3 separate regions of the Homo sapiens genome follow, and regions 2 and 3 are each linked to region 1. A link is a contact called in ENCODE Hi-C or POLR2A ChIA-PET data. All regions are on one chromosome and are shown on one strand. The core of a region is the stretch at or near the end of the contact, and the rest is flanking DNA. Distances in the headings are between cores, read along the strand shown.

Region 1 (3,309 bases), core at 112-2,611:
TTGAAAGTGAATGGCAACTCTAGTGTCTTGTTGTGTTACGAACTTTCACCAGGTGGCAGAAGAGTACTGTGAAGAGAAGTCACAAGGATTCACAATCACTCTCCAAAGTAGTGGGAAGTCAAGCAAGAAAGGGTGGCTTGTTCAGAACAGTTGCGATCATTCTGAAAGCAACTCATAAGGGTTGGCAAGTTAAGCTCCAATATGAATTCATTTAGAAACCAGAAAAACAAGAAGAGACTAGCTTGCCAGATGAGAGGAGATTCTGTATGAAAGGAGAGACTTCTAGAAGTGTGGTTGGCAAACCATCCCAAAAGCCTGCACAGTAGGGTAACATGAATGGACCTCATTTAGTTGATTACCTGGAAGTTCAACTGTGGGTATGAAATGTAGGATCAGCTAATATGGTGGCAGAGGAGCTGGTTGCCTATATGGTTTAATTGGAGAATTCCTGAATCTATTTTCTTCCACCCAGTTTCTCTATTATGGTTTATCTGGGGTCAGCCTTTTCTCTAAAAGGTCACTATTATAATGCAAGTACGGAACACCCCCCCTCCCCAGCCCCTTAACTCTTGTTAACTGATATTAATTCTTCTGATTAGTTTATGTCACTTGGAAGAGTGGATTGTCCCAAGGAAAGAATGGAGAACAGGCTAGACCTTGGTGTTGCTAAAGCTAGTGCTGCACTCATGGCTAGGCCAGTGTTCTCCTGTTGAGTAGAAACAATTTCATAGAATGCCAACATCAGAAAAGGCACTCTGTGATCACAATAGAGAAAGAAATAAAATCCACTCTATAATCCTGTCTGAGCACAGATGAAACCAAGAGCGTTGTCTAAAAGTGACCACAAAAATGACCAGTGTGCCCCTATCCTTATTGATATAAGAGATTGCTGCTGCTTTACCAAGGAATGCTTTAGTCAGTCTCGTTTTATTCTTCACACCTTCTAGGTAAGAATTATTAAGATACCCAGTCATGGGATCCTAACAATATCTAACTCAGAGAAAAGATCCACTTCTTTAAACCCTGTCCAAAATCACTTAACACGAGGTTTGGCAAGAGAGCACCTGACGTTCAGAGAGAGATGAAAACTAGGGAAAGAATGTACCAAAGGAAAGGAAAGAGATGATGAAGCCAAAACCTCAGGGCTTTACAGTGGGGCCTTGAGTGGGCTCTTGTTTCAATGTATTCAGTAACCAGAAGCCAGGGACCCTGCTTGCACTGCCTGCCACTGACATTTCTCCTCTGATCTAAGTCTCTGCTTAACAAAGAAGCCTGTGGCTACTCTTAAAGTCTCCCCATCTGGAATGGGGGTGAGTTTGTTCAGCTCACTCCTTCTTCTCCTTCCTGAGCAGCTGACTTATTCTGATGTGGTTTTGCGGTTATACAGTAAGCAGCACTGCTTATGTGGACATGGTGTACTTTCAGTTTCTGAAAGTGAGTCATGTTGACTTTCCTCTGAGGAGTAAGAGTGACCCTTGCTTAAAAGGACAACATGACTAGAAGGAAGAAACACCAGAGGCCACCAGGACCAGAATGTTTACCAATGTAGGCAGTCACTAGTTTTTAGGAGTAGTTTGTGTCATCTTTTTAAACAAGGTAAACTAGGAAGAAACATTTGGTTTTGAATCTTTGAGTGTTTGCCAATGTTTGAAGTACTTATCTATTTTTACTCATCATTTAAAGTGATGTTTGTGGCTAAGAGCTCAAGATCTACAAACATACTTAAATAAGTTTACATTTGGTCAGCTGGAACCTGATGGGGACATTTCCAAGAGGATCACTTGCTAGTATTACATCTTTAATTTTCATGTATGTTAATGGCTTGTGATATTGGACTATTCATCCAGGCCCTAAGAAATCTCAGCAGGTCTATTGAGAATCAAAATTAAGGCTGTACATAGCCACTATACAGAATAAGGAGTTTCTTGTAATCTAACTCTCCTTCGTGGTCTTATTTGGTTAATTTTTTCATGATAACATGTAGAGCCAATATGGGCTCTTGTCACCACTTCTGCATCCTTGCAAGCATTGTTAATTGTCTTATGTTTTTCTTGCTTAGCCAGGATGTAGCCTCAAGATACTTCCCGTCACCATGCTCCTGACAGCCACTGCTGTCAGATCACAGTAGATAAGTGAGATCAAGCCCACTTGCATGTCTGCCCTAGAATCTCCATTTAACTTTGCTCTTGGGTATCCAAATCATAGGAGTGCCGCTGTCCTCCAATCAAGGAGACTGTCTTTCTTTCCTCAATAATTAAATCCCTCTGGGTCCAAGAAAGCGCGAATAGAATTATTGTCAAATTCTATATCACTGAGCCATCATCACTACCTATTGCCTTGGTAAGTCATTTGGGCAATTGGAGAGAATAAGAAAAGCCCAGTAGTGAAGCAGCATGTATTAAATAATTAGTGAGATATTCAAGACAGTTTATATTTCACAAGTATATAAAAATTGCTATTACTTCACGGGACTGAATTTCCTTTTCTATTTTCTCTTTCTTTCTTTCTTTCTTTCTTTCTTTCTTTCTTTCTTTCTTTCTTTCTTTCTTTCCTTCCTTCCTTCCTTCCTTCCTTCCTTCTTTTTTTTGAGATGGCGTCTTGCTCTGTTGCCCAGGCTAGAGTGATCACAGCTCACTGCAACCTCTGCCTCCCAGGCTCAAGCGATCTTCACACCTCAGCCTCCTGAGTAGTTGGAACTACAAGTATGCACCACCAAGCCCGGCTAATTTTTGTATTTTTTGTAGAGACGGAGTTTCATCATGTTGCCCAGGCTGGTCTGTGAACTCCTGGACTCAAGCCATCTGCCTGCCTTGGCCTCCCAAAGGGCTGGGATTACAGGGGGCTGAATTTTCAAGGCAAGGCAAGTCCCCCTTTTAACTTTTGTTAGGTACTAGGCCTGTCATTTGGTAGTTGCTATAAAGTAGGTGGCAGCATCTATTAGGATGGAATAGATTCAGTAGGGAGACTTACTAAACTGCTAATATTTATGAAATTTAGTATGTGATAGCTATTTGTACTTCTTAATAAAATATATTTATTAAAATCATAACATACAAGTACTGATTAAATATTGTTCTAGCTGAGAGTCTTGGTTGCAATTAATAGGTATAAGCTCTAGATTATATAAGCAGGAAAAGGACTTATTGAAAGGTTCTAGACACAGAACCTCATCTCCTCCGGTGCTGAAGCCCGCGGCGGGGCAGGATGGGCAGGAGAGCAGAGCCGCGGAGTCTGCCGCGCGGGTGAAGAGCGGCGCGTAATTCCTGTGGCGGAATTGTTCTGCGCCTGCAGCCCCTGTGTTAGCAGGAT
Region 2 (3,707 bases), core at 808-3,307, 1.3 Mb after region 1:
TCAGTATTGATATTCATTCACTATACTTCAAATCCTAAACAAGAAAATTCAACCTTTATGTTTATTCAATTGCTAATCTATTCAGTGTCAATTGTTGTGGAAGAACTAAGAACTAGACTAGTGCTGCTTATAATGTTTTTAATTAGAACAGACTTGGACCAATTCTACTTAGAAATTTACCCTTAGAAGAGGTGAAAGATATTAACTGGCATCTTTTCAGCACAGGTCAGTGCTGAAAAGAACACAACCTATAACCCTTAGGCCTTGCAGTTGAATGTTAACAAGTGAAAAGCAATCTCCTTGGATGTATCCAAGCGATTTTAATATAAATTTCTGCATACCTAGGTAGAAAGTACTTTAGAAATAAATCTACCTTTTCCCTCACTTGTAAGAAAATGTGGTAGAAGCCTTGAAAAATTAAGTTTAAGGCTGAGCGAGGTGGCTCACGCCTGTAATCCAAGCACTTTGGGAGGCGGAGGAGGGCAGATGACTTGAGGTCAGGAGTTCCAGACCAGCCTGGCCAACATGGTGAAACCCCGTCTCTACTAAAAATACAAAAATCAGCCGGGCATGGTGGCGGGCGCCTGTAATCCCAGCTACTCCGGATGGTGAGGCAGGAGAATCGCTTGAATCCGGGAGGTGGAGGCTGTAGTGAGCCGAGATTGTGCCACTGCAATCCAGCCTGGGTGACAGAGCAAGACTCCGTCGCAAAACAAAACAAAAACGAAATCAAATTTCAAACTCAGAGAAAAGACTGGTCTTGAACAATTTCAGGAAAAATTACTGAAACACGAGACAAGGCACAAGAAGCTCTATGGCCGGAGATGAACCACCTGTCTCCTTTCGAAGTGCTTCCTGAGGTCCACTTTATGCTAGTTAATGTTGCTTCTTATACTGCATGTTAGTAATTCAAAACGCCTAGCTGGAATAAAAGTCCTCTTTAAACATTACAGTTTGTCTCCGCGTTGCCAGTGTTTGTTTCCAGTTTCATAGGCTATTCTGGTATGTCAAGAGTTGTGTTATTACTGTTCCAAAAGAGCCCTTGTTTCAATCCACTCTCACCTGGGATGCGGGCATAACTGATGTTTATAGAACTGATACTTAGAGATGTTTAGAGAGGCGCATCCCTTACCACTCCATCCTTTACCGATAACCACATTTTATATGTTTTTGTTGCATTTAAGTTTTTTGTTTTTTTTTTTTAAAGACACCTGCACACACACAATTTTCCCATCGCCAGCAGGGAGAAGACTACCAGGCTAGATCTCCAGGGACTTCAGGGAAACAGACACCGTGAAATCCACTTGGCCAAAGAAGGGGAGCGCTTCAGGGGCTGGGGGAGGAAGCAGCCCTGAGGTGCTGGGAGGCCGAGGCGGCGCCTGTTTACAGACGCCTTCGCCCTCCCCCACCCCCACAGACTAGGGGTCCAAAAAGCAGTTCCCGTGCGCATTCCCCGCCTGGCCCAGGCCCTGGGAGTACCACAGGAGCCAGGTAGCCCTTTCGCCCCCTCCCTCTCGTCCGAGCCTCCCTTCGTCCTCCTCTCGGCCTACCTACCCCGACAGGCCCTACAGGCGGCATGCAGAGGCCTGAGGCCTAAAGGACGCCGGCCACTGACAAGCCCCAGAACAGCCGGCGGGGGCCCTGAGGAGCCTGGGGCCGGCCGGGCTGCCGCTGCCGCGGAGGAGCAGAGGGCGGGCGAGGACAAACCCTTCCCGACCACAGCTGCCTATTGTTCCCGACTGAGGCCCCGGCCGCGGCAGCCCCGCTCCCCAAGTCGCCGCCCGCCGCTCGCTCACCGCGCTGGTCCGAGCAGCAGCTCCTCTCAGCTCCGAGTCCCCGCGGCCGTCGCCACCGCCGCGGCAGCCGCCGCCGCCGCCGAGGCCACCGTTGACTCTGATTCTGTCCCAGGCCGCCGGGCCACGGCTGCCGCCGCCACCGCCAGCACCGCCTCCGGCCTCCCACCTGCTGCTGCTGAGGCTGCTCCTGCAGCAGGGGCCATCTTGTTGCTCGGCCTCCTCTTCCTCCTCCTCGTCCTCCGCCGCCCAGTCGCTCGTTGTCCTCGTCCCCTTCCTCTTCCTCAGGCTCCGGCCCGCCCCGGAGACTGGGGCGGAGACGAGGGCGAGGATCCTCCCTCAGGAGGCGGGGCGGGCGGAGGGGAGGGGCGGGCGCGGGAGCAAAGCTCTGAGTCACCGGCCACCAACGCCCGGAGGGAGACCGGCGACGCTCTCCGCCGCGACCGAAAGTCTCACACGCCCTGAGCAGATGAACCGGTCCCTCGGTCCGGTCTGCCCTCCCGCACCGGCGCCTTTGGGCTCAGCGGGCCAGTGGCCAGATGGCGAGAGTAAATTGGGGGAATTTCTTTCGTTTCCATCGAACCCCACACTACGTCTACTCTTTCGGCTTTCTCAGCCGTTGTCCCCCAACTCTTGTTTCTTTTTCACGTCTTGTCCCCCACCCCATTTTTCTTCTTCCATATTATCCAGGTTCTGGATCTCATCAGCTTTGTCCTCGTCACCCCTCTGGGAGTTCAGCCTCCTAAGGCTGTGAAACAGCCCAAAAGGCCCGGACACGCTACTCCAAAACGTCTCTCCTGGGCTGTGTGAACAATAAGAGCTATTTGGGGACGACAGGAAAAGATATGGCCCATAGAAGGGCTCCTGAAATCTAACCTTGCGACTCTTTAAAAGTTTCTTGTCCCTTGTGGAAAAGGTGCCGTTTTGGTTTTGGGGAATGGGAGGTCCCTTCAGACAATTCATTTTAGCCAAACCCTCGCTTTTGAGAAGGGGAAGAAATGGGATTATTGTAACACCATACAGTACTAATTTCAAAATAAATCATCTAGAATAGAGGAGAGAGAGAGTCCCCAAATAAACAACCATTTAATACCTCTACTCGGCGCTATCACCTTTTTTGCTTCAGGATTTGACCAAGAGAGCAGAGATTATGTTTTTCTGTCCTTTCTTCACTGTTTACATCACAGTACCCCAAGAGAAGCACTTCTGCCTTTAACTTGATACATTGGAATCGCTATCACAGATAGTGTTTTTGTATTATTTTTAAGAAATATCACACACCTTCCTAAACTCTTGGCAGAGAAGAATTCTTTTTAGTTGTTAGCACCCTCCTGCTACTGAGATCTCAGCTTCTGTTTAGAAGACCTATTGTTGTCTTTCCACTGATTGGAATTTGCTGCCTCTGAACTGGGTTTAATCTGTAATCGTCTTTTCAGCCTACTAAATAGTAACCCCAGTCCTACAGAGAGTGAATTTCTAGCTACCACAGGGGGATTTAGGTTAGCATGTGCCAATCTAAAGGGATCTCTTAAAGCCTTTCCCTTCTCAGACCAGGCCTCTGTACCCTGCTAGGAAAAACAGATTAATCTGCTCCTCCTGCTTTTCCTCCTCCTCCCTTCTTCTCACTCCTAGGGAACCTTCCACAACAGAAGGTTTTAGCGACTGTTGCTAGGCAAACATGCCAACTTCCTTGTTTAGGTGAAGCGAGTAACTCAACTTCCATTGCAAGTAACCTAGATAATGTAATTTCTTTGAACTATTAATAGTTATACCACAGTTGGTAAGGCTCCTTAAAGGTTCCCTTAAGCAGTATGATTTTTACGTTGTTTATTTTTATCTCGTCAATATTTCAATTAAAAATACGTTAAAGGACAGATAGATGCAGTGGCTCACGCCTGTAATCCCAACATTTTA
Region 3 (3,559 bases), core at 49-2,548, 1.4 Mb after region 1:
GAAGTTAATAAGGGAAGCAGCCCAGAAGGTAGGGGAAACAAAAAAATAGTTACAACACTCTTGATATGTCTCAGCATCTATAGACATTAACATCAGGAAAAGCGGGGGTGTGGGGGGAAGGAATTTGTCAGGGAGGGCCCTTTGGACAAATGTCACGTTTCTCAGAGTAGCTTTTAAATATGGGTGGGAAAATGAGGGCAGGGGAATTGAAGTGGGATAGAAGGGAGATATTTAAACTAAAGTCATTCTATGGCTGCAATCACTGGACACTATATTCACTTATCCATGCAATCACATTCATTGAGTGCTTCCTATGAGTTAGGCAGGGTGCACAGTGTAAGATACAAATGAATGATACAGGTTCACAGCGGTTGTCTAGTGGGATAAAATGCTGCACAGGGCAACCTGGATAAGCCTGACATGTTAGGTGCCACAAAACTACAGAACAAAGTGCTAAGGAGATTCGGAAAATTTACAGGTCATTTCTGGTTGCAGGATCTAGAAGAAGGATGTCCACAATTCAAGGATCAGTACAATCTTCGTAGCGAAAAAGCGTTGGTTTATTCTACCTCTACCTAGTTTGTACCTCAACATCTTTTACCCCAAAGGATAAAAAGGTGCAAATGAGGGCACATTTTCTTCATATAATACGTAATGGTGCTTACTTATTGCTTTCCTGTTCATTCCCCGCAGGTGATTTCCCTCTTCAGTCTCCCCCGAGTCTCACAGAAGGAACTAACAAGGGAGCGCTTCACAAGCACACAGACACCTTCAAACAGGCGCAGAAGAGTACTTGGTGAAAAAGTATTCTTTCAGGTGACTTTCCTTAAGATTACTGAGCATTAAGAATGAAAATATGTAAACCAGGTTTACGAGCAAGAAAATAATCTCTCCACATTCAGAGTTAATCTTCCGAACTCAGCAACTGCCAGTAGAACGCACCCCGGTCAGGGCGGGCTCGCGGGCGCGGTCCCACCCCCAGGCCCCTCCGCCGCGGAGGTTCTCCAGCGCCGCCCGTACTCCCGCCTTTCGCGCGTCCCTGCTCTAACAGCTCTGGTTCTGTCAGGACCTCACTCCTCCGCTCCCGGCGCAACCGCGGCCACGCAGCGACGTGCACGCGCGTGTGCGCCGCCGCCGCCCGGCAGAGTGGGCGCCTCCGACATCAGGAGCGCGCACGCCGCGCAGAGGGGCCTGGACGAGCGCGCTTCCGACCCGCCGCCACCGCCTCCTCCCCTCCTTCTCGGCCCGCCCCCTCCCTCGCCTCTTCCTGCCAGGCGGCCCTTCTCCCCTCCCCTCTCAGTTCCCTCCGCCCTCCTCGGGCTCCAGCGGTGGCGGAGCGAACGGGACCGGCCCGGCTTCAGAGCGCGAGGTGGAGGGTGGAACGCGGGCGCCTGAAGGAGTTGTTGTCTCGGCAGCGCCCGCGGAGACGTGAAGAGGTGAGGCGAGGACGGCCTCCTAGGGACACGAGGGCGGCCCGGCGGCCCGGATCCGCGGGCCGAGGCTGCCTGGGTGTGTTGGCGTCGGGCTGAGCCTGGGGAGGGTCGAGATGGGGCCCCAGCCGAGGACTGGGATGCGGGAGGACCGCGGTAAGGAGGGTAGGGGGCGGGTTCAGGACTGTCGGCCGCCTCCCGGACACCGCAGTTCTCCCAGGTGGCCGCTCCTCGCGGATAGGGCGGGCGGGGTCGGCGCCCTTACCTGGGGGTGGGGTAGTGGCTTTGGCGGCCGCCTCCTCCAGCTGTGCCCTCCTGACATTGCTGCCTCGGCGGCTGCCGCCCGCTGCTACGCTGTGGCTGCTGCTGGATTCGCAGTCCCAGCCGCCCTGCGTCCGGTGGGCGAGTGGTTAGGGTATTTTCTTACCCACACGCAGGCTTCTGTACTCGACCATTTCTCTCCCTCGCCCTTCCTCTTCCTCCGCCGAGCACTTTGCTCGGCTCCTGCTGTTGATGCTTGTGGTTTTGCAGTTTGGGATGGGATGCGTTCCGGGCAGATCCCTACCTGTAGGGAATGCCCCGCTTCAAAGTTGACCTCCTGAGCCATGACAAACACCTCCCCCCAACCCCCACCCACCTTGTGAGTGCTCAGTGTCCTGATAACTGAGTCAAAGTTTCTGAGACTGGGCTAGTACTTTGCACTGGTCGCCAACGGTACAGGGCTGGGCAGTGCGTCAGCATGTGGAAAGGGGCCACCGGCTAGCGGGAGGTGGCCGGGTGCATGGGAGCTGAACTGACGGGTTTCAGATACTAGGCAGTGTGTCCAGGTCCTTGGATCTCTCAGATAGGGTTATATTAGAATATGTACCAAAACTTGGGTGGTCACTTGCAAAATTGGTTTCATGCAAGTAAACTGAAATGCCAGCCTTATTACACTAATGGTAAGGAGAACTTTTGCTTGCCTGACAGATTTCAGCGCAGTTTGGAAAATGATTTTAAGGCCTTTATTTTTGGCACTGGAGGGGTTTAGGGATTTTTAATACATTTAAATTTCCTCGTGCATAGTGGGAGGTAAGTAGTTGCTTGTTAAAATTCTGAAAACACAGTTTCATGAAAACCTTCTGACTTTTCTTACAGTAGTGTTTATATTTGGCATCTTCCGTAGAATATCCATTAGTTATGATGTCAGAAGATACGGATGTGAAGTTTGCTTTTTGTGATCACATTGGAAGTGGATTTTGTTCATGGAAAATACTGGTTCACAAGCTCCTAGTACTAGAAAACTGGCCTGTGATTCATTTTCTCAGTAGAGCGTCCCTTATGAAATTGACAATGAGATTTCTAAGGAGAAAGACTAGTTGAACTTTATGTATACATTATCATCAAATTGTATTAAATGTACACCTGCCTGAGGGGTTAGCTCTAGACTTTGAGTTAGACTGGTGTCTATACTAAATCAGTTCAATAAATGCGCTGATATTATGTATTATTCATTTGGAGAGAAGTAGATAAAGCAGGGCAGAGTTTATATTTTAACATATTATGTAGCCTACATTTGCTCTGATGTGTATTATTATTATTATTATTATTATTATTATTATTATTTTTGAGACGAAGTTTCGCTCTTGATGCCCAGGCTGGAGTGCAACAGCGCGATCTCGGCTCACCACAACCTCCGCCTCCCGGGTTCAAGCGATTCTCCTGCCTCAGCTTTTTGTGTAGCTGGGACTACAGGCATGCGCCGCCACGCCTGGCTAATTTTGTATTTTTAGTACAGACTGGGTTTCTCCATGTTGGTCAGGCTGGTGGAACTGCTGACCTCAGGTGATCTGCCCGCCTCAGCCTCCCAAAGTGCTGGGATTACAGGCGTTAGCCACAGCGCCCGGCCTCTGATGTGTACTAGTAAGTCATATGGGGAGAAGTAGATGAAATAGGGTAGAGCTTATATGTGAACATATTATATAACCTACATTGTCCTCTAGAAAGCTGGAAACAAGTTAGTAAGTCTCAGTACTATTGGGGCATATGGTGAATATACAAACCAACCTAAAAAAGTGTGACTGTAAATAGATGAAGTTTGTTTGTTTCTTTTAAAGAGACAAGGTCTCGCTCTGGCGCCCAGGCTGGAG

The links. A loop is a pair of places that touch in the nucleus more often than their neighbours do. ChIA-PET counts read pairs that join two places held with the same protein, here RNA polymerase II (POLR2A). Pooled maps may share reads with other maps.
Region 2: a pooled map shows a loop between it and region 1 (5-fold over the local background). The contact joins the promoter of RC3H1 here to the enhancer-like site in region 1. A Hi-C loop is called at or near these places in 2 of 37 single-sample maps with no recorded cell type and 7 of 50 pooled maps. POLR2A ChIA-PET finds 5 or more read pairs at or near these places in 3 of 52 experiments (CD4-positive, alpha-beta T cell, IMR-90 and activated CD4-positive, alpha-beta T cell).
Region 3: a map of CD8-positive, alpha-beta T cell shows a loop between it and region 1 (3-fold over the local background). The contact joins the promoter of RABGAP1L here to the enhancer-like site in region 1. A Hi-C loop is called at or near these places in 3 of 168 maps with a recorded cell type or tissue (CD8-positive, alpha-beta T cell and naive thymus-derived CD4-positive, alpha-beta T cell), 5 of 37 single-sample maps with no recorded cell type and 12 of 50 pooled maps. POLR2A ChIA-PET finds 5 or more read pairs at or near these places in 1 of 52 experiments (activated B cell).

Annotation. Positions count from the first base shown.
Region 1 is chr1:172,745,095-172,748,403 of GRCh38, forward strand. It overlaps the pseudogene SLC25A38P1. Among named protein-coding and RNA genes, the nearest start is that of FASLG, 88 kb to the left of the region's middle. Within about 2 kb of position 1,362, at least 14 of the 41 ENCODE cell types and tissues checked have a DNase peak (open chromatin) inside an H3K27ac peak, as active enhancers do; they include CD4-positive, alpha-beta T cell and CD8-positive, alpha-beta T cell, where a contact is called at or near this core.
Region 2 is chr1:174,020,300-174,024,006 of GRCh38, forward strand. RC3H1 (ring finger and CCCH-type domains 1) reads right to left here and starts at 2,058. Exons shown (of 20, transcript NM_172071.4): 1 at 1,797-2,058. It overlaps RC3H1-DT (RC3H1 divergent transcript), which reads left to right and starts at 2,184. Exons shown (of 2, transcript NR_187284.1): 1 at 2,184-2,341; 2 at 2,484-2,891. RefSeq lists enhancers at 684-803, 868-1,407 and silencers at 1,614-1,933, 2,044-2,293.
Region 3 is chr1:174,158,222-174,161,780 of GRCh38, forward strand. It overlaps RABGAP1L (RAB GTPase activating protein 1 like), which reads left to right and starts at 1,299. Exons shown (of 26, transcript NM_001366446.1): 1 at 1,299-1,436. It overlaps RABGAP1L-DT (RABGAP1L divergent transcript), which reads right to left and starts at 1,066. Exons shown (of 4, transcript NR_121197.1): 1 at 943-1,066; 2 at 666-769. RefSeq lists silencers at 1,005-1,404, 1,525-1,704.